Linked DNA regions of Mus musculus: all the other regions are linked to region 1. A link is a loop called in an ENCODE intact Hi-C map of the cell type or tissue named here. Cell type or tissue: left cerebral cortex. All regions are shown on one strand. Each heading gives the region's core, and the rest is flanking DNA. Links, peaks and the distances in the headings are about the cores only.

Evidence for each region. Hi-C counts contacts between places; a loop is a spot of excess contacts. Peaks named below come from ENCODE experiments on the same cell type or tissue, not always from the same donor. Only the 100,000 strongest peaks of a DNase experiment are listed, where the experiment ranks them.
Region 2: a loop joins it to region 1, with 6 times the contacts of the local background. A loop is called at or near these places in 2 of 42 quality-filtered maps.
Region 3: it touches region 1 in a loop (7-fold over the local background); 2 of 42 quality-filtered maps call a loop at or near these places.

What each region holds. Positions count from the first base shown.
Region 1 is chr9:98,383,185-98,390,956 of GRCm38, reverse strand. All of the region lies in intron 2 of Nmnat3 (nicotinamide nucleotide adenylyltransferase 3), which reads right to left. Among named protein-coding and RNA genes, the nearest start is that of Rbp1, 36 kb to the left of the region's middle. In left cerebral cortex, for the core only: no CTCF peak of the experiment used is centred there; DNase peaks (open chromatin) are centred at 2,153, 2,458 and 2,881; H3K27ac peaks cover 910 bases.
Region 2 is chr9:98,335,126-98,342,897 of GRCm38, reverse strand. All of the region lies in intron 1 of Nmnat3 (nicotinamide nucleotide adenylyltransferase 3), which reads right to left. Among named protein-coding and RNA genes, the nearest start is that of Gm46126, 39 kb to the right of the region's middle. In left cerebral cortex, for the core only: no CTCF peak of the experiment used is centred there; DNase peaks (open chromatin) are centred at 4,304 and 4,661; H3K27ac peaks cover 378 bases.
Region 3 is chr9:98,127,508-98,135,279 of GRCm38, reverse strand. No RefSeq gene overlaps it. Among named protein-coding and RNA genes, the nearest start is that of Clstn2, 98 kb to the right of the region's middle. In left cerebral cortex, for the core only: no CTCF peak of the experiment used is centred there; DNase peaks (open chromatin) are centred at 3,584 and 4,249; H3K27ac peaks cover 708 bases.

The sequences.
Region 1 (7,772 bases), core at 1,810-4,309:
GGTAGCAGTGAAGGCCAGGAGTTCGTGTTCACTTACAATCGTGAATTTGATAGTTTTCTCCCAACTCTGCTTTCACTTCATGTGCTTTATGATTCTGTTCTTGGTGTGCGCATATTCAGGGTTATTATGTCTTAGTGGGTCATCATTGAACTTTTAAACTTTCATAGTTATTGGTTCTTCAAAAATCTGCTATGTTACCTGTCATAGTTTTCTTTTATTTTTTAAATATGTGTTTCAGTTTCTTCACTTGATTAAAAATCTTAGCATCTCTACATGCTATTTTTACATCTTTTGTTCGCATCCATATGTCTTTGCCTCTCTTGTGCTTGGTTTTTAGATGCTTGCTGGCTAATGTCCCTAACAGTTATTTGTGTGGAGTCCTGAGACAGAACTGAGATAGGTATGCTGAGGCATAAAAGGGGACAGCCCAACACATCAGAGGCAGTCAGTGTGACTGGACATTGATGGGAAAGTCCCCTTTAAAGCATGGAGATGAGATGCATTAAGAGAAACAGCTTAAAGTAAAAGAGAGAAAGAGAGCCAACCATGGGCAAAGTGACAGGAAAGGGTTCTTCAGGAGGATGGGAAGGATTGAGCACGAACAAGAAGAATGAACAAAGGGGATGCGCTTGCTTTTATAAGCTTTTGGGGATGGTGGTAAGTTCCACACTATCTAATTTAGTTTGATTTAGTCCACTTAATTTTAAGCATGGGACCAGATACTTGGTAGTGCCATAAAGCTCTCTTTCAGGTCAGGGTGGGGAGTTGTGAGGTCATATTAAGGTACTTAACATAGAAATTCTCAATCCTCTGTCAGAGAGAGAGAGGGAGAGGGGGGACGGAGAGGGAGACGGAGACGGAGGGGGACAGAGTAGGTGAGGGGGAGAGAGGGGGGAGAGAGGGGGTGAGGGAGAGGGAGAGAGAGGGGGAAGGGGGAGAAAGGGGGGAGGGGGAGAGAAGTGGGAGGGGAGAGAGGAGGGAGGGGGAGACAGACAGACAGACAGACAGACAGACACTGGTGTGGGGATTAAGCCAGCACTGATTTTTCCAGGCTGCCAGATCTCATCTGGCCTCCTAGAGTGACTGACATCTGTAAGCAGTGGGTCCATGCTATATATCACAGTAAGCTGCTTACTTTGGTGGCTACAGATGTTTAATAGCTCACCATTTTAGCTTTAAAAGTGAAGCTTGAAAGATGTTCTCATTGTGCTAGTGGATGCTCCAAAGAGTGTAGCCTTCTCCTGGAAACTAGAAGCTCCCAAATGCATTTTCTATCCCAGGACAACTTGGATGCCTTGATCCCTCCACCCTGGACTCTGATGTTCCACGGTCTGGAGGACGGAAGGAAGCAGCTGAGAATGAGGGAGTAGCATTCAGCTTCTGGTTCCAGAAGTGGCTCCTGAAACTCCTTGCAATGCAAGCATGTGCGAAGGTGAGTGCTCTTGCTGCAAAGGGCCAGGCTTGTTGATGGACAACCCAAGCTAGTATCTAAGCACAGGATTTTCCTAGAGTCCAGAGAGTAGCAGGAAGAGGAGGGCACAGAAAGAAAGAGGAAAGGCCCTTTCTGGGCTGTAGTACACTGGGAAACAGGAGCAGAGAAGAACCAGGAAGGGTTTGTGGTTCCTTGAGTACCACATGAGTCACAACGTGGCCATGCTCTGGTACCTTTCAGCCAGGAGCCATGTTGGTGATGAGGCTGGGTGATATGCTGGTTGGCTTGATGTTGATACAGACACAGGTATGTGTGGGAAGAGGAAATCTCAACTGTACAACTACCTCCATCAAACTGGCCTGTAGGCAACTCTGTAGGGCATTTTCTTGATTAATGATCAGTTTGGAGCCCAGTTTACTGTGGGTCGTACCACTCCAGGGTTAGATGGTCCTGGGGTGTATAAGAAAGCAACTCAGGAGAAGCAAACTAGTAAGCAGTATTCTTCTGTGGCCTCTGCTTCAGTTCCTGCCTCCGGATTCCTGCTCTGAGTTCCAGTCTTGGCTTCCCTTGATGATGGCCTGTAGTCTACAAACCAAGCAAACCCTGCCCTTCCCAAGCTGCTTTTGGTTTATAACACAGAGACAGAAACCTAACTAGGACAGATGGGACAGATGGGTACAGCTAAGGGACACAGCTAAGTCTGGAAGCTGTAGGGCTGACAGTCTCCTGTTTTGCTGTCCTGATGGAATTCTGCGAGAAAGGCATCTCACACTAGCCCACGCCAGTGTGAACGAACAGCAGAGCAGAACTGGAGGGTACTATGTGTAGGCAGTGTGCCTCAGAAAACACCTCTCCCTCGGCTTCAGGGGGCCTCGGGGGGGAGGAGGGGGAGAGTCACAAATTCCCAAGGTTCTTTGGAAAATGGTGGCAAAGGAGGTTAAGAACGAGCAGTCAGAGGGTACAGAGTTCAGGGACCATGGTGAGCCCAGGCTCAGCATCTGGGACGCAGCCTGAGCCAAGAGATGCTGGGAAGCTTCAATAGTGTAGGCAGAGCAGACAGAAGCTCACACCTGTGATCTTGGGAAGAGAGGACCGGGTGCATCTTTTTAGGGCCAGAATGAAGATGCTTAAGCTGCTCTTGGAGCTGACCTGTAATAGACTTGGCTTAAAATTAGAACTTTTTCTTCAACACGTGTGAAGCATTAAAGAAAGCAAAGTACGTTACATCCCTGCACATCTGTGTTCCATTTTCTTTCTATTTTCCTGTTAAGAAGAAATGGGGCCTAGGAGGACTCTCTGGGGGCAATCTACATACATTTGATCTTCCCTGTTAATCTCCCATTTATAGGAAAGCAGGGCAGGAGGACAAAGCCACACTTGCCACTCTGCTGGTTGTCCTGGACAGTCAGGTGTCCTTTCTGATGGGGTAGCTCATTTGATAGCAGGTCACACATAGAGAAATCAATGCTCTTTTATAGCAGCCGGGAGAGAACAGTCAATCAAAATAACACTTTGAGCTAAGGCTGCTTCACGCCTTCCAAATGGGCCACGAGTCTGAGCTATTTTCCTTCCATGCTGTTCTTGGCTGCAACCACAGTGCAGCCTGCCATGTGAACTGTCCCTTGCTCTTCCAATCCACTCAAGGACCTCTCCTGTGACCCTCCTGCTGCTCACCCTCCCTTCCATTATAGCCCGTGTATGATTTCATCAGTCTGCCCTTGTCTTTCCCCCAAGAAACTGAGAGCCCCTAAAGGACACGGGATTGTTATTTCTTCCTGGGTAACATCCGTAAGTATTAGGTTTTACCGACCTCATCTTGGGGCTGTTGAAGCAATTCAGGGCTGTGAATTTAGCGTGGCAGATAGGGTTCCTTGTTTCCTTCCACTCCCTCTGGAAATGAGTAAGATGGAAAAGGGGGGAATAAGATAAAGTTGAGATCACAGGCAGGGGTGATGGTGGTGGGGTGTGAAAGAGAAAGCAATAGTTAAGCAAAGCCAATCTGGAGCACCGAGGGATGGTAAGAGACCGGCCAGAGCCAGTGGGCAGCAGATGCAATAGAAAGTAAGTTATAAGGCCAGCCAAAGCCCGGAGTGAACTGGGACATGGAGAAGTAGTCAACTCTACGGGCTGGGGCTCAATGAAGGGAGAAGGCAGGACCAGTTGAGAGTTTTTCTAAGGAACCTTAGCCATCCCAGTGCCTAGCTTAAATCTCCCACCCTGGCAGGCAACACATGAGCTTTCTGACTAGGTTGGACCAGAGAGAACTATGACTCCTGAAGTGGGGGAAAGAAACACCTAGACAAGAGCATCTGAGTTTGTCTTCCAGAATACAGAGTAGTGGTGTCTCTGCGGGGAAGGGATCCAGATTCCCAGGGCATTTCCTCATATTTGAAGACCCTGCACTTACAAAGCCATCAGTGCAGTTTTGACACCACTTCACACATGTGCCTGACCCGCAACTATGCCTGGAAGGCTGCTATGGTTTAGCTATGGGTTGAGCACATCTTCCCAAAGGCTCATGTGTTGATAGCGTGCTGTGTGTGTCTCACTGGCGAGTGTGGCTCACACTAAGGGGAGGGGCCTCCTGAGCTAATTAGTTCCCAGTTTGAAGGGATTGATGCTTCATGCAATGAGTAATTATCAAGAGAGCTGTTATGAGACCAGCTCTTCCCTGTCTCCAGTTTTCATTTCTGTCATGTGACCTCTTATATGTCATGTGTCAGAGCATGCATGAGGCCTTTATTAGAAGACCAACAATTTGTGCTTCCAGACTCCAAAACTGTAACAACTCAGCCTCTGGCAATTTTGATATTACAACTGATAACGGGTTAAGCATAAGAGAAGATGGATTTGGGAAGGAGTCTTACCATGAAAGACGGAGACTAAAACAGCCGTCGGGAGAAAACGGTCTTTGGAAGTTACAGACAATGCAGAGAGAAACAGAGAATTAAAGAAAAAAGAAATCTTCCAGGAGAAACAAGATGGTGCAGTAAAGAGTAAAGGCACTTGCCATGAAGGCGGACAACCTGAATCCTATACTCAGGGCCTCCATCACGGAAGAAAAGAGCTGATGCTGGCAGGTTGTCCTCTACCCTTACACCACCATACACACTTGCAACGCACATGCACACATCCCTACACCTTTGCCATTGGGCAGTCTGAGCTTTCTGATGGAGAAGCTTCACCCTGGAACCTCAGCGTGTTTTTTATATACAACTGAACAGGGAGGTGGGATTTATGGTATACTTATTCAGCAAGGAGACAGGTTTAGTTAATCTTGGTAGGAGCAGCCTCTAGGTTATAAACATCTGGGGGATGTGGGGCGGAGGGGGGCAGCCATAGTGAACATTTTCTACACACAATATCACCATCTGCACATGAACCTAAGGACGGCTTTGTCTTCCCTATGAGCCTCATCCAGGGAAAGCTTTGCCACTCCCATGGGGCCTGAGGTACTGGGGTCTTGACATAGCAGTGCTCATGTCAGTAGTATACATTCACTCAGGACCTAGCTAGCTCACTACAACACACAAATTAAATAGATGTTAAGAAGATTACAGTAATATTGTCAGGGACTATATCCTATCCAAGAACTAGGAATGAGAGCTCCTTTTAAAGAAACAAGACACAGCTCTTAGAGATTAAAAGCTACTCGTTCAATCAACAACGCCCTTCAACTGCCCTGGGAACGCTGGCTGTGGTGCTGATGCTGGGGAGACAGGTGATGATGCCTCAAATGATTCCTGCATTTCTGGAACTGGTATCTGCTAGATGTCCTCGGCAGTGATGTCATTTATTAGAAGACTTAGAAGAAAAATGTAAGAGAATCATATGCTAGGAAAAAAGATAGCACCAGGTTTCCATCCAGGAGGTGGGCTGAAGTTAACAGAAACTCCAGGTAGAGCAGAAAAGCGGAGAGGAAATCACCAAAGAAATGGAAAACACTTTTCCTAGACCAGAAAGACATATTTCTGGCTGATAGCTAGCGCTTTGAACAGAAAAAGGTCAGCAGCATGCGGCCCCTTATGGGAATCCAGACCGTGAATTTGAAAGTTAAAGATCCTAGATGTTTCCAGGAGGAAACATAGGTCAAACATGCCTGGCTGGGAAGCAGGGAGCAGTGTGCTTCTTGACAGTTTCTTGTCTTCTTAGAACCAGGAGACAGGGAGAGGAGCCTCCTAAGTGTGAGAGGAAAAGGACTTCCAATGCACAGTTCTGTGTTTGGCCAATTACCAACCAATTAAACCTGCGGCTGGCAGACTTTTTTCTGTTAAGAATAGATGATTAAACAAGCAAAGCCTTTTAGGCTATGTACAATCTTTCTTGATACCCTTTATTTTGAAAAAAAATTAATAGAAAGAAAATATAAAAACCCTCTTAATTCACAAAATGAAAGCAAAGCAGATTGTGGGCCAGATCTGGCTTGTGGGCTGTGGTTTACTGCCCTTAGGAACACTGTGTAAGATCTTTCTCCAAACACATGCAACGTCCTGGCAACCTTATCCACTATGCAGGATTCTCAGGAAGATGGCCGAGGATGCAAAGCTTCTAAAATGAGAACATAAATCAACAAAAGCAGAAAGCGCAGGATTCAAGAAACAGGGTTCAGGACCAGCAGACAGGCAAGGGAATCCTGGGGAAACAGAAGGAAACCCCAGGTGGATGGAGTTTGGTAATGTGGGGACTGGCTGTCCAGTCTCGGGTTGAGTGGCTTTGGGAGGATCCAGGCAGACAAGAGAAGCAGCTGGGACTGAATCAGTGACGGCTGTAAAGAACCAGGAACCCGGGCGAACAAGCGAATGGAGCAGTTGACTCTGGGAAAACAAAACAAAACAAAACAAAACAAAACAAAACAAAACAAAACAAAGCTTCTATGAGAGAAAATGGAGTGACAGGGAACTGTGTGATCCAGTTGAGGCTGTCTACACTAACCTACATGTCTGCAGTAGCAATATCAGCAAACACTGTGAGCTGATTTGTTTGGGAACTTGTAGTGGGGGGTGAAGTGTGGCTGAACGTGAGGATGGAGGAGTGGGAGAGAGAATTCCTCATTTCTCATAACTGGAGGCCGACAGAGAGAGAGAGTCTAAATCTGAGAGTGAACGGATCAGAACCAAGTGCATGAGGCTAATACTGCTCTTCTGGTGGATTTGTTTGTTTACCTGGCTTCCTTCTTGGTACATAGGCTACTCTTCCACACTGACTGCTTATATCTAGTTTACAACTTCACTAAATGATCAACATTTGTTCTTGGGCAATACCTCTTAAGGAAATACACTGTTTAATGTCTTCGTAATATTGGAAATTAAAAAAAAATAAAATTGTGTTAGAATCAGTGGGTGGTGGCCATCTTTGTAGAGCACGGTCCAACTTTTAGGAAATTTACAAGAGAGACAGAAAAAGCAAAAGCAAAAATCTAAGGAGCCACATCTTCCTCTGCCACTTCTTTGAAAGTCTGAACAAATGTGGGCCTTATCGACAGACCTGTAATCCCAGCTACTCAAGAGGCTGAAGAAGTTGGGCAAGAAGTTCACGGCCAGCCCGGGAAAATAAATGAGACTGTGCCTCAATAAATAAATAAGTAAATAAAAATAAATAAAAATGAAGGGACAGAGATGTAGCTCATTGTAGTCTGCTTGCTTAGCATGTGTGAGGAGGCCCTGGGTTCAACTTCTTATCACACACACACACACACACACATACACACACAGACAAATACATACACACACAAACACACACACACAAATTAAGAACAAGAAGACTTAGCAGCTATCAAGATTCCACTTCATAGTACATACTCACTAAATGCAACTACTCACTTAAAAAAAAAAAAAGAAAGTTTTTCTGGTTTAAATCTGTATTTAAAATCATGACATTTTGGAGTTATTAGCTCTTCAATGAAGAACTTAAGTTGCTGCTTGAGTCTGCTGGCGGCCACATAGACAAGATTCTCTTCCAGAGTCATTCCACCTTTGCGCTAAGTAAAGCCTTACATTTTCATCCCTGAGGCCCAGTCTTCAGTGCGTTCCTGGATTCTATCTGTACCTCTGTTCTACTGCCTGCATCAGTGCGCTCTCTCTCTCTCTCTCTCTCTCTCTCTCTCTCTCTCTCTGTTTCACCTCACGTCTTTCCAGAATTCTGGAGGTGATGTTTGGACTGATGCCCCATTGCTGGAAATGGCCTCTCTTCTTCCCAGTCTCCCCTTTCCCTGGTAGACTCTCTGACTATGACCACTGTTTCCTCTTGGGTCTCAGGGAAGCAGGGGCTGACATAATGCATTTTCTTAAACAGAAACCTCTGTACTGGATTGCCCCTTTTCTGGGCCTGTAGCCCTTCTTAC
Region 2 (7,772 bases), core at 3,309-5,808, 50 kb after region 1:
TCAGGTGCAAGTCATATGACTTAGCTGCAGTCCCTGGCACCTTTGGGACTGCCGCCACACCCGCTCCCCACACTATATCCTTAAGTAAACTTCTCCTTAAGTTTCCGGAAGGTCCCCTCATGATTCTGGGGACCATTCTATTTGGTTAAGACCTTCAGCGTGAGCCTTCTTGAGAACTTCATAGAGAAGCTTAGCCAGCTCTGTTTATCCAGGAAGCCAAAACCTGTAACATCCAAACTCCCCAAAAAGCTCTCAGTTCGGAGTCTAGGCGAGAGGAAGGGCCAAGATTGTGGGGATTCATTCTGGTCCCAGGATAACAGTTACTAGTGATAAAACTAGACTTAAATTTGAGATCTTGGTCTGACATAAGCCGTCTCCTATGCAACCTTGTAGCTTCCATCATCTAGAAAGATAAGGATGAATTCTGTCCTTCAAGAGATGGTCTCTTCAGTTGGTCCCCATAGCAGGACGTCAAGGACATATAGGGTTAGGGTGGTTTGGGGTTATGTCCATTTTATTAAATACTGGGTAAGGGCTGGGTCAAATAGATGAGGACGGTCCATTTCACCTATAGTCCATATAGCTTTCTAAGGGGAGTGTCAAATGCAAATGAAGTCTGGCTTAATTAGGGTGAAGTGGAATGCAAAAATAGGTCCCCTTAAGATCAAGCACTGAGCCAGGAACACTCGGGAGGCAGAGGCAGGGGGATCTCTGCGCGTTTGAAGCCAGCTTGGTTTACAAAGCAAGTTCCAGGACAGCCAGGGCAGTTTCATAGAGAAACCCTGTCTGGGGCTGGATTGGTAGAGATCAAGCTCTGAACAGTGGGCTCTACTGGGCGTGTCTGGGTCACGTGGATCTAGGGATTAGTAACCAACAGCAGGGTGGGATCACTGCCTCATTACCTACCCAGAGGTCTAGGATTAACCTCCATTAGTTGAGGCCCTTTGGATGCCTAAGGCTGGAGTGCTCTAGGGACTACAAGAGGTTGAGGCGAGATGTATGGAACCCAGCTTGTTCCCAGAACACTGAATCCTCCAATAATTCCCCCTCGAAATTGGGGCAGCACCCTAGCAGGGGCCTGTATCTTTGCAGACATCCCTTCAAAGTGGCTTCTTGTCTACAGAGCAAGCACAGCTCCAGGACTGAAGGGCTTCTGGCGGGCACCCTCTGTCAGGCTGAGTCTCACAGCAGCTATCGCTATCAACTCTCCAGGCTGCTTAGCTTCTCTCCTGGCCTTTTCCTGTCCCAGACTATAACATTCTGTACGGGCCCGGACTAAGTCAACATGGAACTTACTTCCAGCCCTGACCCCAACCTTGGTGATGGAGGAACAGACACATGGCTTCCTGTCCCACCCAGGTGATTTGAAGGGGACACCATCCCGAGCATGGAGGGGTGCTGGGAAGATTCAGCGACGTTTGGGTTGGGGGAGTCTCCAAGGGGCTTCACACCATTTCTCCTGGCCATGGGATGGAGAGGGTCTTCCCTCGGATGAAAGCATAGTACTGCTAGGGCCTGGCAGTCTACTCCTTTCTTTGCTAATACAAGGTGGTTCTGCAGGAAGAAGAAGAGCAGACAGGGCGGGAGCAGACAGGGCGGGAGCAGACAGGGCGGGAGCAGACTGCTCCCTTTCCTTCCTACAGAACAGGCTAAGTGGAGAACAGGGTGATGATACTTGGTCCTTCTGGTAGCCATTTTCTTTCTTTTCTAGTTTGATTTTAATTCTGGGGCTGCAGGGCCTTTCGCGATCATTAGTGGTGAGCAGTTTCTTGGCATGAGATGGGTCAGACTAGATCCTGGATTAGACCCTGTGGACAACCTTTGTAAGCCTTGCGGGTCAGCAACAGGCTCCTGGGGATGGGAAGGGGGCTTCCTACCAAGAATGAGAAATACTGGCCTTAAAGTTCAGCCTTGCTAATGGAAGAAGTCTTCTCTCCCGCCGCCTCCCACCCCTATGCTTTTAGGGTAAGAGACGCACCAGACAGTCATGTTCTCAGCCCTGTTCGCAGTTTGGTCTGGTTGTGACTGACCTTAATTGGAAGATGGGCTTCCTGCAAGTCCTGAGTGAGGCCTTACATTATACTGTCTAGGGTGTCTTTCTTTAGGTTCTTTTCTTTTTGCAGTAAAGAGTTACAAGCTTAGAAATCTGAAGACACAGCACTCAGTCAAGACTTATTAAAGCGAAAGTTACACTGTCCACAGCCCAGCAAGCAGAGAGACGGACTCTGGAGTCTTTCTGCCTGGCTGAGTAACCTGTGCTTTTCTATCCTTCTGGGCAGGCTGTGGGGCTGTGTGGCTGTGTGGCTGTGGGGCTGTGAGGCTGTGGGTGGGGTTAAGTTCTCCTTGTTCTTTTGACTGGACCCAGTCAGGATGCAGTCGCTGACGGGGTGACTTGCATTATAGCAGGAATCTGACTGGGTACTGCAGGGGTGGAAAGTTTAAAATCCCCACCTTCCATGGCCCTCCTGGTAGGCAAGGGTGCAAAGGGAATTCACTGAGGACAAGAACATTAAAGTAAGCCACCTTGTGAAGGCAGAGGCGACTCCAGTCTGGTTACCTCCTGTCCCCCTTTACTGGGTTCTCAAGAGCCCTAGCCTGCTCTCCTCATGGTGCTTAACCCATGATTCCCCATTTCTGCAGCTGCCTCCAGATGCGTGTTTATTCCGCTTGTTTATTCAATTTTCCAGCTGCCTATGTGTAAAACTTGGCAGCCCTTGGGCACACAACTTGCATCCACCTGCTACCATCGAGGATCTCAGACTTGCTGCCTGGTGACAACACTCAGACTTGCTGCCTGGTGACAACAGGCAGACAGGGAATTGGGTATGAAGTATCTAAGGAATGCTGCAGTTGGGAGCCATCTCTTCTGGCCCTTTTTGTCCTTAAACACCCTTGAAGCTTCAGACAGGTTCCTCCTGCTACATCTAAAATGAAGGCACCAGGGCACTTACCCAATTACCACACACATGTACTAATGAAGGGTCTGCATTCTCAGAGGACCCTGGCCTCATTATAATATCCTTTGACTGTGGTTTGCCCCCCCCCCCCACTCCCCGCTTGCCATGGGCTGTTCTAGAGGATCATGGGAACAGATACCTAAAGGGAGCTCTGATCTACATTGATCTGCATGTAAAGAGGTCACCTTATTTCATGAATGTGCCACGCATTTCATAGTCATACACACCCGTAAAAACCACACCACAGAAACCACCGAGCTGTTCCCCACTTTTAGGGCAGCCCACTCCAGTTTCACTTCAGAACGTCTGCTTTGCTTTGCTAAGTAAACCACTGCTTAATCTGTCTGGCGAGGCATGGTGGCATGTTCCTTTAATCCCAGTACTCAGGAGGCAGACGCAGGTAGAGCTCTGTGTGTTCTAGGCCATCCTGGTCTAATTGCAAGTTCTAGGACAGCCGGAGCTACATAGTGAGACATTTCTTGAAACAAAACAAAACAAAACAAAACAAAACAAAACAAAACACCACAAACTGTCTATGCCTTTTGGGATTGAACCTAGGACCCTGTGTTTGCTAGGCAAGTGTTCTACCACGGAGCTACACATATTTACCCTAGTCTGTGTCTCTTAACTGATTTTTTTCTTCCAGAAGACGTGAAGCAAGAGGCCTCCGTAATAGCAAGATGGTACCACGTAAAGTCTGCTCTTGCCCTCCAGGTGTGGTCCACAGGAGAACAAACAGTGCTGACATCAGGCAGAGTGGAGTCTTGGTCCCTGCCTGAGACTCATTCTCTTTCCTGTCAGTCACTGGATCCTTCCCACTGACTGGACAACCACTACCTTTCCCAGTTGCCTCGGCAGCAGGGGGAGGCTGGATTACTGTCTAGAACACCTCCAGGAATATTCTTTTGGGGGCTGAGGGGGAAAGAGAGACTGAATGTGATTTTCTGAGCACAGTGACCCATGCCTGTAATCCCGGCGCTCAGAAGGCTGAGGCAGTGGGATGATGGGTTTGAGGCTACCTGGATCACATTGCAAGACCCACATTGCAAGACTTCAGTTACATGGGGGGACCCTGGCACTATACAAAGCAAAGCACAAACAAACCAATAAACGCATGCAGCTCCCAGCCTTCCTTCTGCTGCCTACAGCGTGAGGGCTAGAGTATAGCAGCTAATCCGGATGCCGAGGACAAGGGCCAGCTCCAGGTGGGCAGAGAACACACTAAGAGAAAACCCGAACCTAGTGATCACACTGGCCTGAGGCTGCTAACGCCTTAGTGTCTTCTCCCTGGAGGAGACGTACTCTTGTCAGCAGCCTAGTTTTCTTCCTTTTTCCTCTTACATGAGATGGAGCACGATTCTAACCGAGTGAGTCATAGCTAAAGCATGTTGATCTAAGTAGCATAAAATTTCACATTTCTGCAGCCTTGATTAAATTCATGTTATATGCAGTAACTCAAGTGCATATCATTTGCAAAAAAAAAAAAATGCACCTATGGCAGGGGGTGGGGGGAGTGCACTGTAACTTAATTTCTTATATGAATTTTTCATGGATGGAAAAAGTCCTTACGCAGGACTATGGAAACCTGAAATACGCAGAGGCAAGTCTGTTCCTGTGTACACCGCAGAAACCAGACACTGCCCCACTGCCTCCCCCAACACAGACTCATTACACAGCGCTGTTGCTCTCTGTTTCGAGTGGGCATTTGCCATATGGCTTGGTGGGTTAATCATTTCCTGGTACTTGACAAAAACGAAGCACAGTCATTTTGCAAGGAGCTCCTGCTCCTAGATGGGTCTTTTCCAAATAACAGCTGTGCCTCAAAATTGAGTTACTCAATTTGCAATTTGTGGACACAATACTCAAACATTTACAAGTGAGCAAAACCTCAAGCCACTTGGGCTATTTCCAGACATCAGAGACGATGAAAGGGTTTAGCAATGTTCCGAGGGTTCAGCTGTCCACAAGCTCCAGCCAAAATCTTAGAACCACCAGAGCCTTTGGGCAGTAGTCATGTTTGATAGGAGGTCATGATGAGGGTTACCATCAATTGAGGGAGAGAAAGAATACCAGAAATATCTGGCTTCAAAGCCCACAGAATAAACTTGTATGTCTTTCTATCTACTCTGAGCCACATTTATGCAGATGTTACCAGGACGCACATCTCTGGTCTTAATACTGCTTATAGGTACCTACAGGTCCATACCAACTTGATAACTAGCTAGACTGGCATGGACTCAAAATTAACAACTTTCTAGTCGACTTACTTTGAATGACTGTCCACTAAGAGAAGACAGGTACATTACATTAGCAAACACCCCTACATTTTAAAGTAGAATTTGTTTCTTATTTATACACTCATTCCAAGCAGCTCAGAACTCCACTCTCTCTATATTTATTTCTTAAACCAGGACTCAAAAGAGGAGAACCTTGAGTAGAGCCAGCCCCTGTCGGGGTGCCAGTCTGGGGATATAAGGGGTAGGAAAGATGACCTGTGTCCCGCCAGAGCTCCAGGGCTCTAGGCGGGCGGATGTGAGAGACTGCTATGGGACACCACGGAACTGCTCAGGGACAGAGAACAAAGTGAGGGGCTCAGTCAGTCCTGGGGATGAAGGGAGAAGGGGCAGGGGGGAAAGAGCACTGGGTGGTTCCCTCTTGGGTGAGTGGTGGAAACGCTGAAGGCCTTCTTGCGGGAGATAAGACTTGACTCTTTAAGGGAAGGTCTATTCCATTGCTCCAGCACAGCAGGTTTCGACAATCCATGGTTTTAGAGCTATATTATAGAAAACAGAGAGAGGGAAAAGGTAGAGAAGTAGAGGCCTGCCATGGCCATGTGGGGAGAGGGAGGGGGAGAGAAGGAGCAAGAGGGCTAGAGAGAAAGCAAGAGAAGCAAGAGAGGCAAGAGAGGCAAGAAAGAGAGGAGGGGCCAAGCAGCCCCTTTTATAATGGGCTGGGCTACCTTGCTGTTGCAGGGTAACTGTGGAGAGTGGAGTCTGGACAGCCTATGTCACTGATGGCCACATAATGATGGAATTGAGGGTTCATGGTGTCAGGCGTTTGTGTCTGGAGGCGTAGCTCACTGTTTTGTCCCTTGCAGAATTTTCTACCAGGACCCCAGAATAAGCCTCGCTCGACCAGAACACAGAATGCCTTTCATGGTCCCACATGCCCCTAGCAGACAGAGAGGCTTCTAGGAAGTCCTTTATCAGGAAGTGTACTATGGTCACAAATTGGCACATGTCACTTCCATGAGGGCATCCTAAGAGGATGACAAGAATTAGCTTGTTCTTACTACAGTGGGCTCATCAATTATCCCAACTCTCAGGGACACACAGAACACATAGAGATAATCAGAGACCTCTGACACTTGTCTTGAGGGTCATCAGCGGTGACACGCAGAAGAAATCTAGCTCATAGAAGGATCTCTAGAAAGTTCTTTTCCCTTTCTCTGTGTTTAAAACTTCCTAACTTGTTCTGGTTATCTGTACCCTTTGCATGAAAAAGACTCAACCATTTCGTTAGTTGTCCACGATCAAAACCTACCAGTTTGTTATGATATCTCCCCATTTTGTTTGTGTGTGCATTCATAGATGTGTGCATGTGTTCATGTGTATGCATGTGTGTGCATGTGCATGTCTGTGTGCGTTGGTGCACATTTATGAAATAAAATATTGAGTTGGAGCTTGCTTATAGTCTCAGTGTGTGAGTCCATCATGGCCAGAATCATCCCAGCAGGCAGGCAGGAATCACACTGGAGCCGTGGCTTAGAGGTTACATTTTATCCATAAGTTGAAGGCAGAGAAAAAGAGTGACCAGGAATGTCATGGTAAAAGTCCACCCTCAGTGACACACATCCAACAAGGCCACATTTCCCAATCCTTCCCAAACAGGGCCATCAACTAAGGACCAAACATTGAAATATATAAGCTTGTGGGGGCCATTCTCATGAAACCACCACACTCAGCTACAATATACCTTTGTTTTTTTTTTTTTTTTTTTGAGATATGTTCTCTAGCTGGCCTGTGGCTTGACAAAGTTGGCTAGCCAGTTAGCCTGAGAGATCTGCCTGTCTCTACTTACTAGAGCTGGCATGACACTTGTGTGGTTCTTATGTAGGCTTTGGAAATCAAACTTTCCTTGCCTGGGAAATACTTTTCTGACTGAGTCCCAGCCCCACATCTCCCCTTCTGTCATCTCAGTGCTTACTCTGACACAGCCTGCCTTCAGGGAAGGCCAGCAGCTTTATAGAAACCCTTCACATTTGCTCCTTCAGAGAGCTGCTTTACCTCAGGAATGCCTTACCTTACTCTATCAAAGGGTTTTTGATAGCCAGCAAGAGAAAGAACTCTGGTTACCTGAGTCCCCCGCCCCAGCAAAGATGAAGCAGATAAGGAACATGGTCAGTCCCTAGAAGATCACTTCAAGGAATAAAGAGTTGACCATGGAAGGCAAGGGGCAGGTAATGGCATGCTCAGGGAAGGCAAGGGGCATGGTAATGGCATGGTCTGAGCATGGATGAGATCTCATGAGGCAGACATGGAAAGTGGAGATCCATCACATACAAAGCTGTTCCCAGAGAGGTGCAGACAGCCCCTCCTCTTTCCAGAGATGCCTTCCACAACTGTTAAGGTGAAAGAAACTCTGTATTAGCTATGGATTTGGCCCTAGTTGAATATGCTAAGCAGATGACCCAGTCCTGAATCAATTACTCACCCAGATATTATGAACTTGAGTGTTGGCCATATGTGTGGTGTATGGAACCTTGACCGTTACGTCTACCTGGTGGTACAGTCTCATGGACACTCATTTGGTCAG
Region 3 (7,772 bases), core at 3,309-5,808, 260 kb after region 1:
CCTCTCCAGGGTCTCCTGCAGCCTAGAACACTGTATAGTCCTGGCTGGCCTTGAACTTATGATCATCCTGCCTCCTCCTCCTGAGCACTAGGATTAATATGAGCTGAAAAATCTCAGAAGACTCTCCTTGGTCTTTAATTCACTGTACCCAGAAGGATTTTTTTTCATAATAAGCCACAATCTAGATTCCAGGTAGACATGCTTAGAAGGACTAAATCCAGTCCTCTATAGACTTGTCATTCCACAAACTGGGTTTGCTTCCTGTCTTAGGATTTTATTGCTGTGAAGAGGCACATGACAAAGACAACTCTTATAAGGACAACATTTAATTGGGGCTGGCTTACAGGTTCAGAGGTTCACTCCATTATCATCATGGCAGGAAACATGGTGCTGGAGGAGCTGAGAGTTCTACATCTTGCTCCAAATGCAAACAAGAGAAGCCTGGCTACCAGGCAGTTAGGAGGGAGCCCTATCAAAGCCCAACCCCACAGTGACACACTTCCACCAATAAGGCCACACCTACTCCAACAAGGCCACACCTCCTAATAGTGCCACTCCCTGGGCCAAGCATATTCAAATCACCACAGTTTCTGTCTCACTTTACTGGGAAAAAGTTTTTAATGAGAACCAGGTTTGCAAACAATTCCACATTCTGCAATGCAGCAAGAGGAAAAGGAGAGGTGACACTTGTTGAACACGTATCATGTCTTCTGTTCAGCAATCAAATTACTTAATCTTTCAACACTATTCATGATATATTATTGTCCTTTTCTTTCTAAGGAGAGAGGCATGGGTGGCCAGCAGCAATGAAGAGTGTAAAGCACATAGTAAGTTTAGAACTCAGGACTATCAGACATAAAGCACAGTTGTATCACATCCATTGACTATGAGTGAACACTGGGCTCTGAGATGCAGCAGGGGTCAAAGCTCCATGGTGTGGAGCATATATTGTGGGTGAGAAGACAGGCAACAAACACTTAAGAACATATTTTTGAGGTAACATGTCTCCTAACAATAATACAGCAGAACAAGGCAAAAACAAATCCCAAGAAGACTTCCCCAGAGAAGCATCACAACTAAGACTCAATGTCAAGAAGGAGCCATGACTGCAGATCAGGTAGGAGAACTGGGCAACACAGAGGTCCTTAGGTGCGATGAACTTGGTGAGTTCTAAAACAAAAGCCATCCAAGGACAATGACTGAAGCTTGGGTTCAGGGATGGTATGTGACAAGAGAGGGAAACAAAGTCAAATCCTAACAAGGTCTTGTAAGCAGAGGCAGGGTAACAAGGGTAGACTTGAGCAACTGGGATAGCGTGCTCTACAGTGGAGCCTAGGCTCTCTTCTGTAGAGAACTGGCTTCAGGCCAAGGGAGAAGCCTTTTAGGAGCCTGTGGCAAACCATCCAGGGGATACGATGAGAGAGGTGGCCCAGATGAGGGGAAGCAAGCAAGAAACCATGTGCTGGACTCTAGTAAGTGGAAACAGGTTCCTGTCACTAGGAAAGAATGTCTGGAAAAGGTGAGAGCTCTTTCTGGAGGGATGAGGGGAGAAAGGGGAGTCAGCCTAACCCTCTTTCCCTACTTCCCTCCCCAGCACACTCCAGATGGCAAAGTTAAAATTAAGTGTGTACCACCATACAACTCCAATGCTTGTTAGACGATCATCCTGTTCCTCTGTCAGCTACCTTGGGGCAGAACAGATAGGAGCGGCCGAACTGCCCTTAGTGGAAGAGGAGAGAGACTCTCAAGGTCTGGTACACAAGCTGGTAGGCAAGAATAATACTTTGAAAAAAATTAGTTCTCAACCTCTAGGTCTTGACCCCTTTGGAGGTTGCATATCAGATATTCTGCATATCAGATATTTACATTATGATTCTTAATACTAGTGAAATTATAGTTATAAACTAGCAATAAAGTGATTGAGGGGATCACCATGACATGAGGAACTGTATCAAAGGGTCACAGCATTAAGAAAGGTTGAGAACCACTGCTTTGATGCCTTCTCTGCACATAAATGTTGCAGGAATGGGAGAAAGGAATTCTTGGACAGAGAAAGTAAGATGGGGAGGGCAAATGGCCCCATTAATGGTGGCAGGAATGGTAGTCTGGGTGACAGCCGGATCAGATGCTGGGAGGGGCAGGATGAGGTGGTAGGTGGTGAGAGGAAGGGTTGGATATCATCGTGGCCACTGAAAGAAAAGACAGTGCCTGCCCTAGTTACTTTTTATTGCTGTGATAAAACACCATGACGAAAAGCAACTAGGAAAGGGTCTATTTCACCTTATAATCCTCAGACCACACCGAAGAAAGTTAGGCTAGGAATTCAAGGCAGGATTCCAGAGTCAGAAAGTGAAGCAGACGTCACAGATGAATGTTGCCTTTTTTGATTGCTCCTCATGGATTGCTCAGACTGCTTTCTTATACACCCAAGACCATCTACCCAGGGGTGGCACTAAACACAGTGGGCTGTCTCCTCCTATATCAGTCATTAATCTGGAAAATTAATTTTGCCTCCAGATTTGCCTATAGGTCAATATTATAAAGACATTTTCCAATTAAGATTCTACTTCTCAGATAACTCTAGCCTCTGTCAAGTTGATAAACAACAACCACCACCAAAAACTAACTGTACTGTTCCAGGCATCACAGAAGAGGGGAACACACATGTCAGACTCCCACAGCTCCTCAGTTCAGCTATCACACTCCACTTGAGGATAGAGCCTGTTTGTCTATGTACCCTGGAGAATACCCTCAAATCAGCCAACCGCACTCCCTGAACACACATGCTCTTTATCAAGCAGTATTGTCCACACCAAATATTTAAATTCTGTAATTCATTCTCTTTCCTGCAAATGGATTAGAAGTAGCTTACCTGTGAATTAGGGAAGGAAAGACAAAGATTTGGAAAGGGATTACTGAACCTACATAAGAGAGAAAAGGAAATCAGGAGAGGTGGAAGTGATCTCTAAACTTAGCTCTGGCTCATGTCATCCTTGAAAAAAGGGGAGGCACATGTGTTTGTTCTGTCTTTCCATACCTGAAAAAGGCATGCTGTGCAGATGCAAACATCTGGGGAAGCACTGCACCATGATGGAGAGAAAAACACCCTGGAGACAGACAGAGAGAGGTCTAAGAGGAGGTGCAGTGTAGGACAGGACATTACAGTCTCTGAGCACAAGGGATCACTGGTTGCTTTATTTTGTTTTTGTTTCCTTTGCAGTGACAGCAATTACAGTAAGCAGGGTACTTGATAGGTGTTTTCACATTCCTGGGTTCTACTTCTGGGCCTTATATAACAAAGAGATGATGCTATTTGGTACAGCCACCTCCTTTCTGGCCTTCTGGTCAACCTGTAGCTTGGGGTGAACATGTATCAGAGGACAGAGCCTTACCCCAAGCCACAGAGATGGGAGCAGAGAAGTCAACCTCTGGGATTGATGTATCAGTTCCCCCAAGGCTGCTAAGGCAGGGTAATTTTTTTTTCTGGTTGCCACTGGTCATAGAGCAGAAAGCTGGCAGCTGCTACAGAATACTACTACTTCTTAGAAAATCCAGGCAGGACTGTGTACCTCGGTGGCTGGCCAAGCTACTGCCAGGCTGTCCACTGGACTCATGTCCTCATCAGATCCTTCTCAATTCTTGTCCTACATCAGACATCTGGAAGCAGACTGCAGAACATCGCCCCTCATTAAGACTGGGGCTGGAAAGACCACTGAGGATTCAGAACAGTTGCTTCTCTTCCAGAGGATCCAGGTTCAGTTCCCAGAAAACACATTGAATGGCAAAAAATCAGTCACCAGGCATTCAAGAGGAAGAAGGTACTGTTGTGCTGAAGTCAATGTGGGGAGAACACAGAGGTGACTCTGTGTGCGGTGTAACTCAGGAGCTATGCCAGTTTCAGCCAGCCACAGAAGACAGACACACAATTGCCTGCCCTCTGAATATTTTCATGCCCCACTGTCTTCTATTCTCCTTCTTATCTGAAAGTCTACATCTACCATTTCAGCACAGGGTTGTATGGTCACTATGTTAGTGACCTTTCTATTCAAGCCATAGCTCCTGACTGCCAAGCCTGAAGCCTACTCAGCTGGTGTGGGGAGAGCAAATTGGCAGATGAGCCATTACAGGAGTCTCTGCATCCTCGCCCCTGGCTGTCCCTGATGCTGTAGCAGATGGCCTGTCTCCTCCAGCCCTTCAGAGACACCCCCTTGCAATTACCGCTCCATAGCTGCCATGCGCGAAGGTTAGCATCCTGCTTCAAATGTGTGCCTGGAAGATTATGCAACCCTGCTGGCAGGAGTAAGCCGCCACACTTGGTGAGTTTAGCAAGATTAAATGTGTCAACAGTAGGTTTTGAATATGAAATAATGCAAATGTCTCCTTAGTCTCATTTGAATTAAAAAAAGTCAGAATTAGTCATGTTCCTTCTAAAACACTATAGATTGAATATTGGCCACTCATTCAACCACTGAGGGCTTAGGATGGACCACTTGAATGTAAGACACAGGAACCAGACACAGCTAAATATTCCATCATGTGAAGAGTTTCTGTTCCAGTAGAACAGGGCAGACAATCCAACTAGGACTGGGGCTTTAGCTCAATAGTAGAGTGATTGCTCCATGTGCAGGAGGTCCTAGGTTCAATCCCTAGTACCACCCAGGCAAACTAACAACCAGTCTCAACCCAAAATCCTAAGCATGGTGATGTCATGCATCCTATACTATAACGGAAACAAAGAAATATCATGGAACAAATCCAGAACTCAAGGAGTTCTAGGGAGCATGGTGAAAGAGGGACAGAAGAGACAGTAAAGGTCAGAGGAAGATGGAGAGGAGGAGGAGGAGGAGGAGGAGGAGGAGGAGGAGGAGGAGGAGGAGGAGGAGGAGGAGGAGGAGCAATGTTGTGAATCTCTGTTTTCTGGACATGACATGGCTGTTGCTAACACAAACACACAGCTAGCAGCTATAACTACATACACAAGACATTAACCAAAAGAAAGGAAGGAAGGAAGGAAGGAAGGAAGGAAGGAAGGAAGGAAGGAAAAGAAAGAAAGAAAGAAGAAAGGAAGAAAGGAAGAAAGGAAGAAAGAAAGAAAGAAAAGAAAAAAGAAAAGAAAAGAGGTGGGGGAGAGAGGGAGAGGGAGAGAGAATGGGGAGTGGAGAGGAGAGGAAGAGAGAAAGGGATGACACAAAAGTAGAATCGCAGTTGGGGACTAGTTTAATGACTAGAGAAAAGTCAGAAAGTATGTAGGTATGAACTTACAAGAAGAAAATCAACTAGGAAAGAGTCTGCAGCTGATGATAAGTATGAAATTAGGAAGATCTTAGTTCTTAGAACTCCCTCCCTCCCTAACTCCTTCCTCATCTTCCACAGGGTAGGACTCAGGGCCTTGCATCTGTTAGCCCAGGTTAACACTTTACACTGAACACGGACTAGTACTTGGTAGACAAGTCCGCTTGGAGCTGCCAGAACCGCTTAGGATCTCTTGGGGACATCACTGACCTACATGGATGTTTCCTTGAGGAACCTTGGGTGGCCAGCTATCCAAGTTTTGGACTGGGGAAGACTCAAAGTACAAATCCTAGATAGCACAAGCACGTGAAACAATGGTACCCTGTCCCCACATCTGTCCCTTACCTCACTGTGTGTCAGTGAGCTTCTATCTCAGCCCTGTAGTGTGCTCTGGCTGGACAAAGTCTGGCTTAAAACTTCTTCAAAGCCCCAGTTTAAACACATTCTTGTCCGAACCCTATCACTGGGAACTTCACTACACTTAAAGGACAGGGAAGAGATTCCTCACATCTTTTGTGATTTTTCTCTCAACTCTGGGACCTAGAGAAAAGACAAATAAACACCAATTTTCAGCGTGCTTCTGAGAGTCTCCAGGGAAATTTTTGCTTGGGGACACTGTAGAGCTGAAACATTCACTTCAAGTGAGATCTGAGCATTCCCAATAGATTTCTGTTGTCAGGCTCCTCTGGAACCAGACATTCAGAGGCAAGTGAAACTGGAGCCCCTCAGAGACACGCTCACTATATTCAACTCCTGAACCTGAACATAGGCCTGGTCTCTGGTAGGGTCCAAATGCATACCTCATCAATGTCCCAACTCTTCATACACGGGTACATTAGACTTGGGAGGAGTCAAATGCAGCAATCTCCACATCCTTTACTCCCAAACACATTCCTCCTTTCAAGTGTCCATTTTAGCAAGTGTTTCAGCATCCATTCATCGGGCAGGCTGAAAGCATGGTGGGTCACTTCCACACATCCCACAAACTGTGCATCCTTAACCTCCACACTGCATCCCAAACCTGTTCTTTCCATCTTTGTCCTCATGACCACTGCTCTATCGAATTCTCATTGTCAGGCCCTTGAAGGATGATGATTTCATCTCACCTGTCTCTTTTTCTCCTCTATCTTTTTTGAATGTCCACAATGAAATCTCTAAAATAATACTCATCCAGTTCTATACCTCTCTGCCTTCAAAGACCTTCAGTGGTCGACTCCTTGGCACAGACCACCTGTCTGGTCTGAATCCTGAAACCTCTGTTCAATAGAGGCAGCCTCCTTTTAATTTTCCTTCATCTGAAGGAGACTTCTCTCCTAGCTCATTTCAAGACAACTCCCACCACATTAAGGAGACAGTCCTGACTCTTCCATTTGGAACGAGAGTGCTGTACTGGCTGTTGGGGTCAAGACAAGATAGCATTCCTGACTTTTGAAGCTTGTCCCATGTCACAGAGGCCGTAATTCCTAAGACTATCCAGATGTATTTGCTGACAGAGAGTGGCATCATCTCTGCCCTCTTTAAACAAGGCCTCAGGGAGGCAAGCATGGTTCAAAGCTCCAGTTCACATTCTTTAAATTAGAACCCAGGGCAGGAGATTTTGAAGGTAAAAGAAAAGAGCAAGTCACCATCTCAAGAGTGGTAGTGAGGTGGACTGTTAGATGCCCCCATTTTCTCTATCTTCTCCTTCCATGAAAGCCTACATCAGATGGCCAGAGCTGTTTTTTTTTTCCCAGCCTTCTCATAGGTTTTATGAGTAGTTTATCTTTTCTTTTTCTTTTTGTAATAAATCTTTGCCTCTCAAAATAATTAATATGTGTCCTCTTCCCTTCCCAGGGGAAATTAATACTTGTGTATCCAGCACCTTGTCCAGGACCCAGCACTTAGTGCATGCTAAATATTGCCATTACCAACAACAATTGGACCATCAAAAAATGAAAGCGTAGTTATTGCTTTCTCCCTAAGGCTACCCATCAGTGCCTGACTCTTGGCTCACTCCATGGTAGTATCTGTTTTTCTCCACTCTGTTCTCTGTACAATGCCGGATCACAAATGAAACACTCACACACACACACACACACACACACACACACACACACACACACACACGTCTGTTTCCAGTTGTTTGTGATTGAGTGAGCTGCTTCTCCAAGCACACCTTCTGAATAGTGTGAATGAATAGTTTTGCTCTCCAGAGGACTGTGGGGAATCCACACCCAACACTCAGTGATTCCCTTTCCTTCCTGGGAAATGTTTTGAGGTGTGAATAGCCTTAAAAATTCTTTGTGACCTCATCTTCTCATTTCAGAGATGAGGGAACTGGGGCGGGGAAGAGGACATTTAGTAACATTAGATGACATAGTTTCTGACAGGGGGACCCAGAGCCAAGATAAACTCTTCTGAGTCTATGTGGAATTCATATTTCTCCTAGAATTAAGAATGATGATGATGGTTGAAAATCAAGATGACTACAGAGGGCCTAG